Regions from separate parts of the Homo sapiens genome. Here region 1 is linked to region 2. A link is an interaction called in ENCODE POLR2A ChIA-PET data of the cell type or tissue named here. Cell type or tissue: endothelial cell of umbilical vein. All regions are shown on one strand.

Evidence for each region. Peaks named below come from ENCODE experiments on the same cell type or tissue, not always from the same donor. Only the 100,000 strongest peaks of a DNase experiment are listed, where the experiment ranks them.
Region 1: POLR2A ChIA-PET joins it to region 2 with 6 read pairs; 9 of 35 experiments call an interaction of 5 or more read pairs at or near these places.

What each region holds. Positions count from the first base shown.
Region 1 is chr12:6,159,552-6,163,551 of GRCh38, forward strand. All of the region lies in intron 1 of LOC124902866 (a long non-coding RNA gene), which reads right to left. Among named protein-coding and RNA genes, the nearest start is that of VWF, 37 kb to the left of the region's middle. RefSeq lists an enhancer at 1-39. In endothelial cell of umbilical vein, no CTCF peak of the experiment used is centred here; a DNase peak (open chromatin) is centred at 2,090; H3K27ac peaks cover 2,474 bases.
Region 2 is chr12:6,090,961-6,094,960 of GRCh38, forward strand. All of the region lies in intron 6 of VWF (von Willebrand factor), which reads right to left. Among named protein-coding and RNA genes, the nearest start is that of VWF, 32 kb to the right of the region's middle. RefSeq lists enhancers at 2,282-2,878, 2,879-3,474. In endothelial cell of umbilical vein, no CTCF peak of the experiment used is centred here; a DNase peak (open chromatin) is centred at 2,351; H3K27ac peaks cover 2,416 bases.

The DNA.
Region 1 (4,000 bases), 69 kb after region 2:
GCGGGCCCTGCACTCGGAGCAGCCGGCCAGCCCTGCCGGCCCCGGGCAACGAGGGGCTTACACCTGGGCCTGCAGCTGCGGAGGGTGTACTGGGTCCCTAAGCAGTGCCGGCCCACCGGCGCTGCGCTCGATTTCTCGCCGGGTCTTAGCTGCCTCCCCGCGGGGCAGGGCTCAGGACCTGCAGCCCGCCATGCCTGAGACCCCCCTCTTCCGTGGGCTCCTGTGCGGCCGGACCCTCCCCGACGAGCACCGCCCGCTGCTCCACTGGCACCTAGTCCCATCGACCACCCAAGGGCTGAGGAGTGCGGGCACACAGCGCGGGACTGGCAGGCAGCTCCACCTGCAGCCCAGGTGCGGGATCCACTGGGTGAAACCAGCTGGGCTCCTGACTCTGGTGGGACCTTGGAGAACCTTTATGTCTAGCTCAGGATTGTAAATACACCAATCGGCACTCTGTATCTAGCTCAAGGTTTGTAAACACACCAATCAGCACCCTGTGTCTAGCTCAGGGTTTGTGAATGCACCAATGGACACTCTGTATCTAGCTGCTCTGGTGGGGCCTTGGAGAACCTTGTGTGGACACTCTGTATCTAGCTAATCTGGTGGGGAGGAGGAGAACCTTTGGGTCTAGCTCAGGGATTGTAAACGCACCAATCAGCACCCCGTCAAAACAGGCCACTCGGCTCTACCAATCAGCAGGATGTGGGTGGGGGCAGATAAGAGAATAAAAGCAGGCTGCCCGAGCCAGCAGTGGCAACCCGCTGGAGTTGGCTTCCCCAATGTGGAAGTTTTGTTCTTTCTCTCTTTGGGTGCACGCTGCTTTTATGAGCTGTAACGCTCACTGCGAAGATCTGCAGCTTCCCTCCTAAGCCCACAGAGACCATGAGCCCACCAGGAGGAATGAACAACTCCAGACACGCCGCTTTAAGAGCTTGTAACACTCACCACGAAGGTCTGTAGCTTCAGTCCTGAGCCAGTGAGACCACGAACCCACCAGAAGGAAGAAACTCCGAACACATCTTAACATCAGAAGGAACAAACTCCAGACACGCCGCCTTTAAGAACTGTAGCACTCACCGCGAGGGTCCGCGGCTTCATTCTTAGTCAGTGAGACCAAGAACCCACCAATTCCAGACACAGTGTGACAGACAAGCCATGGAGAATCTAGACAAAGAGGGCTGCACGCCAGCACCGTGAGGCAGGAACACGCCTGCTGTGCTCTAGGCACACCCAAGTGAAATGCTGAGGGGCAAGGTGGGAGCATCAGTTAGGGCCCTGGGGGCCACGAAAAGAATTTGGAGTGTCCTCTGAGAGAGATGGGGACCACTGGAAAATTGCGCAGAAAAGTGACATGGTCTGATTTACGTTCTAAGGAAATCGTTCTGGGTGCTCTGTTGGGAACAGACTGCGTTAGCGGGGGTGGGGATGAGGGTGGAAGCATGGAGAGTCATTAGGGGGCTAAAGCAAAGTTTAGGCCAAAGATGATGGGGGCTTAGAGCAGGAGAGGAGGGATGGAAAGGGGTGATCCGGTCATATTTTGAAATAGCTCTGGCAGGATCTGCTGACGAAGTCTACATGGGGTGGGAGAGAGAGAAGGGTGGAGGATGGCCCAGGTTTTGGACCTGAGAGGCCTGAGTCTGTATCATAACCAGCCTGCAAGGCAAAAATGGGTCTCGTTCTTCCTCACCATATCCTCAGGAATGTGGAGTGGGTGCCGGGCCAGGACGATGATCAGGGAGAGAGGAGGGGAGCAAGGACAAAAAGACGACATGGGGGAACCGGTAGGGGAAGAAGGAATATCTACACTGTGAACATTCCTAAAGTCCTGCCTCCCCCACGAAGTCTGTGGGACTAATCTGACGAGTGATGACTTCCTGACCCTTCTCAAGGGAATTCTTGCACCCACCTCCCCTCCACACTTCCCAGCTTCAACTCCCATCCTTGAACAAAAGCAGCACGTTAGTAACCTGCTGGTTGAGAAGTAACATAGGTCACTGTGGGATTCACTATCACATGGTCAGGCTATGAACTTGACTGCTGCAACAGCCCCAAACACCCGGGAGGAAATGAGCTAGGATGCATTTCTCCCTCATGGAATTCTCTGAACGTAAGTAGTCCAGGGCTGCTCAGCAGCTCCACAGGGCAGAGAGCCAGCCCCAGCTGTTCCACCCTGGGAGGCTGGCCTCATCTCATGGGCTCAGACAGCCCATCACCACATCTGCCCTCTGGACGGCCAGAAGGAGGAAGCTGGGTCAGGGGCGTGCGGGGATGGAGCTGCGGGTCCGGGGAATGAAGGAGGGAGGCCCCTGCCGCTTAAGGACATGCCCAGAGGTTGCCTCCGCCCCTTCTACTCACATCCTATTGGCCAGAACTTGTCCCTGTGGCTACCCTGGGTGTAAAGGAGCCTGGGAAATAGAGATTTTATTCTGGGGAGTCATGTCTTCAACTAAATCAATGACTATGGTAGAAGGAAAGGCGAATTTGGGGCCAGTCATGGTGGCTAACACCTGTAATCCCAGCAGTTTGGGAAGCTAAGGAGAGAGGATCACTGGAGTCCAGGATCTCAAAACCAGCCTGGGCAACATAGTAAGACCCCGTCACTACAAAAAATAAAAAATAAATAGCTGGGTGTGGTAGCATGTGCCCATAGTCCCAGCTACTAGAGAGGCTGAGGTGAGAGGATCACTTTGAGCCTGGAAGGTCAAGGCTACAGTGAGCCGAGATCACACTACTGCATTGCAGCCTGAATGACAGAGTGAGAACCTGTCCAGAAAAAAAAAAAAATTAGGGAGACTGCTAGCTGCTCTGGCACAGGGATGTCCAACGCAGTTGCATTTGACCTTAGTGTTAGGTTCCTACTCCCTGTGTGAGCCTCTCAGGATGGAGCCCAGCTTAATTTTATGCCTAGTGTTCCATTATTGGAACGCTAAGCATGCGGGAGTTATTTATATCCCACTGCTCTATGTCATTGCCAAGGTCTGATTTTTCACACGTCTGCAATTCAAAAAAATTGCAACATCCGGCATAAATGGGTTAATCCCCTTCATTTTACGCACAGACTTTTCCAGCATATAAAGCATTGTCACCCACATAATTGTACTTGGTCTTCACAATATGCCATGAGGTAGGTAGTTTAATTCAATTTTACCCATAAGAAAAGCAGGGTTTAGCAAGGTGAGGCGATTAGCACAGGGCCACAGGCTGATGAATGCTGGGATTTGAACTCAGACCTTCTCTCCAGAATATTTGCTCTCACCCCTCACTAGCAGGGAGTAATGGGGTTATTGTGAATGTGAGGGTGAGTGGATTTCTACCACTTATACCACCACCACCAGAAGCTTTCAGGAAAGACAGCAGCTAAAGATAGGTGTGACTTGATAGAGCACAATCCCATCACTCTCACAGACACAGAAAAATCTGCTCCAACCCTGCAAATCAGCGTGATATGGAGGGAAAGGCACAGGGCAGAGCAGCCAGGACCAGGCCTGGGACCAGGCCTGACTCAGCCAACATCCCCCCGTACAGACAGCCTCCATGTCCAAAACTGCATCTGTGATGATCAGCTTGTGTCTGTGCCACACCAATGTTTAATTTTTTTTTTTTTTTTTTGAGACAGAGTCTCCCTCTGTCGCCCGGGCTGGAGTGCAGTGGTGCTATCTCAGCTTCCTGCAAACTCCGCCTCCCAGGTTCACGCCATTCTCCTGCCTCAGCCTCCTGAGTAGCTGGGACTACAGGCGCCCACCGCCATGCCCAGCTAATTTTTTATATTTTTAGTAGAGACGGGGTTTCACCGTGTTAGCCAGGATGGTCTCAATCTCCTGCCCTCGTGATCCTCCCGCTTCAGCCTCCCAAAGTGCTGAGATTACAGGCATGAGCCACTGTGCCCGGCCTGTTTAATATTTTTAATATCATCCCTGGTGAATCTGTTCCTGGTGGGTCCCATAGTGTCCTGTTGTGTTGAGAAAGCTCTCTGAGCTTCAGTTCCACATGTACAAAAAAG
Region 2 (4,000 bases):
CAGCACCCTCCCCTCACGTGCTAGAACTCAGTCCGCCTTTGTTAGTGCCGGTACTGGGCTAGGATCCAGGTGATGCAGACTTTGATGGACTAACCAGAGGACCTAGCACCACCAAAGTCCAAGGGAAAAAGTCTTTTGGAATGTACTTGTTTATAAGGTGGAGATTGTCTGTTCACAATTTAGGCAGCTGGATTTAGCATCAACTCAGAATATTTTTCTGGGTCTGACATTCTCCTTGGTCAGAGGTCAAATTGTTCCATGAAGATGAAGACTCACTGAATTAATAACCAGCTAAAACGAAGCTTCCTCGTGTTACCGTGATGGGGGGTGGGTGGGAGGAGGGAGATGTGGGTGTGTTTTATTTTGTTTCTGGAATAGGAGAGGGCTGGGTTTCTCTACTTATGTACTTACTTAGATAAATCAGATTTCTACAAGTAAAGGAGTCTGGATTATTGTGGAGGTCACAATCCCTAGATAAATTACACCACCAATTTCCATTCATCCACCCATCCAATATTTATTAAGACCTATTATATACTGTCTCTATAGCCCAATCCACAGAAACACATAATGAAAGAGTTTTGGTTTTGGTTTTGTTTTATAGACAGGGTCTCACTCTGTTGCCCAGGCTGGAGTGCAGTGGTGCAATTGTAGCTCACTGCAGCCTCTACCTCCTGGGCTCAAGTGATCCTCCTGACTCAGCCTCCTGAGCAGCTGGGTCTACAGGTATGAGCCACCGCACCAGGCTAATAAAGGGTTTTAGAACTTAAAGAAACCTTAAGAACCTGCAAAGCCCAACTCCCCAAGAGAAACACAAGGGCCCACTGGTAGAAATAACTTGAGTAGCCTGAACCAATGTGACCCGAACAGGAAAGGGAGGGAGCCAGGCAGGGCATGAGTCCTGGCTCTGCACCTTGCTAGCTGGCGACTTGGGGCAGCTACTTAACCTCCTATGGCTTGTTTTCTCATGGGATGAACAAAATCACAGAGCACCTGCCCTACTGCTCTGCTGATGGGCTGCGCACTCGGGTGACTGCAGCATGCACTCACGCTCTGCAGAGTGGCCCATGCCCAGACAAAGGCAACTGTGGCCTGTCGCGTCCATCATGACCATGGTCCTGGGTATAGGCAGGGGCCACCCTCTTTGTGCATGTTTGTAGGTTTTCAGAAAAAAATAAAATCCTAAGCCCCCCTACCGACTAAACGGACTCCCCCTTGGCCAAAGGGACCCCAGAGAAATATTAAAACTGAGTTCCTGGCCATGATAGGATGGGAGGTTGAACACCCCTCCTTATACCCTCTCCCTCGCTAACCACCATTAGACTTTCTTTCCTAAGAGTTAAACAGAACTGGCCCAGCAGGGACTCCCTTCCCTTTTTGCGGGTTTTTTTTTTTCTTTTGAGACAGGGTCTCACATTTTCACCCAGGCTGGAGTGTAGTGATGCAATCTCAACTCACTGCAGCTTCTGCCTCCCAGGTTCAAGCCATCTTCCCACCTCAGCCCTCCCATTAGCTGGGATTACTGGTGCACCACCATGCCCAGCTAGTATGTGTTTGTCTGTGTGTGTGTGTGTGCACGCGCGTGTGCCACCATGCCCAGCTAGTGTGTGTGCGTGCGTGCATGCCACCATGCCCAGCTAGTTAGTGAGTGAGTGAGAGTGTGTGTGTGTGTGTGTGTGTGTGTGTGTGTGTGTGTGTGTGTGTGTGTGTGTGCTGACCAGCATTCCTTCCTGGTAAGAGACCACCAACCACGGAATGGTTCTGGCTGATTTACAGAGGCTGTGCACAAGATGCCTCTGTGTCCTCCATTTCACCTTTTGACCTATAGAGGCTAATTTTAATGCATTTAAATGTTAAGTCTCCATCCCAAAATGAATGTGGGACATATGTAACATGTATGTTTGCTTACTGTATATGCAAATGCCTCCTCCCATTATGAATATTCATAGCTCCTCCCATAACCTGTTAAATATGTACACTGAGCCAACCCTTTTGGAATAAGTTTCTATTCCACCCCTTTCTCCCTTGAAGTGCCTGCTTTCAGTTTCTACCAGAGGCTACACTTCCCAGCCTGCAGGATGGCCAGCCTGCAGGCCACAACTCTGAATAAGAAAAGCTCTCCTCTCTAAGTTTATGAACCTTGTGATTCTTCAGTTGACATTTTTGACAGTGTGGTTGCTCTCTGGATAAGGGCAGGAAGGTGGTGCTGTCAAGCAGAGCAGCTTTGTAGAGGGTGTCGGGGCACAGCGTAGGTGTCGGGGCACAGCGTAGGTGCCCATTCAGAGCCCGAGGACTCATCCACCAGCTGTCCAGTGTTGGCTGCCAAGGGCTCACCACTGAGTCATTCCTCAGGAATGGCCCTCAGCCCAAGGGAGTTCCACCTCCTTACCCAGGGCAGCCCACATCCAGTGACCAACAGGGGCCACTCCACCTTCCAGAGCTCCTTGAAGGATCAGCTGAGGCCCCGCTGAAGCTCTATCAGTGCTATCACAAGCAGTTCAACTTCTCCCACTGCCCAACTCTGCTTCTCTCACTTCCTAACCAAGGCTGCTCGAGAGCTCCCCAGTAAACCTCCTGCATACAAACGTCCCGCCCAGGGAGGCTGACTCACAGCACCACCAAGGAACCTTGCTCCTCAGATGATGAGTCTCTGAGCACAATCCCAAAAGGGCAACAACCCCTGTTCCCCACAGGAGTCCAGCTTCACAGCTGCACCTACCTCCTCAGCCCAAGTCAGCCTGTTCCACAGTGGGGAGGGAATTACCCATTGAGTGAGGTCTTGCCCCACATAAAGCATTCTTGCCCCAAACACCCACACACAGAGAGGCACAAAGACCATCTTTACCTGTGGCAGGTGAAGGCAGAGTGTGGTCTGGCCACCCCTCCCCACCTCCCCTTCTCTCCAGTGTGAGGTCCTGGTGAGTGAGATCATGAATGGCAACTCTGATGCAGACAGAGCTGCTACAAGGCTACCTTGTAAGTGGCAACAGGGCTCTGTGGAAGGGGTGGGGCAGTCCTCCCAGCCTTGTCAGGGTTGGCAGGCATTAGCACACACAGGAGAGGAGAAGGCCATGTGACCACAGAGGCAGAAATTGAAGTCATGAGCCCAAAGACAGGGAATGCCGCTGCCACCCAAAAATGACGGAAGCAAGGACCTAGAGCCTCTGGAAGGAGCAAAGCCAGCCAACACCTTGATCTCAGCCCAGGGAAACTAAATTTGGACCTCCAGCCTCCAGAACTGGGAGAAAATAAATGCCTACTGTTTTAAGCCATTGAGTATGAGATAATTTGTTACAGCAGCTTCAGGAAGCCATCCTGACATCCAAGCTATGTCACTTCAGGCACAGCCTCTCACTCAGACTCCCTTCAGTGTCTGCAACTATAAAGTAGTTTTCCTTCCAGCTGAGCTGGTATAAGAGGAGGCTTTCCCTCCTATTTCTAGTTTACAACAGCCACTTAAGAAAGAAGTGGCTTTTTTCTATCGGTAAAATTTCAGACACCTAGCAGGTGATGATGGAGATATTTGGGGACAAAAGAGGGCACTGGAGTCTAAAACAGAAAAGCATAGTTACTTATTGCTATGGTTCAACTGTCTACGTCCTCCAAAATCCATGTGTTGGAACCTAAACCCCAAAGTGACGCTATTAAAAGGTGGCGCCTTTTAGGAAGTGATGAAGTCCTGAGGGCTCTGCCTTCGTGAATGGATTAGTGCTCTGATAAAAGAGGCAGATGAGAGCACTTCAGTGTACTTTTTTTCTTTTTTTTTAATTGAGACAGAGTCTGGCTCTGTCACCCAGGATGGAGTGCAGTGGCACGATCTCAGTTCACTGAAACCTCCACCTCCCAGGTTCAAGCAATTCTCCTGCCTCAGCCTCCTGAGTAGCTGGGATTATAGGCACATGCCACCATGCCCAGCTAATTTTTTTTTTTTTTTTTTTTTTGAGACAGAGTCTCACTCTGTCGCCCAGGCTGGAGTGCTAAGCTCCGCCTCCTGGGTTCA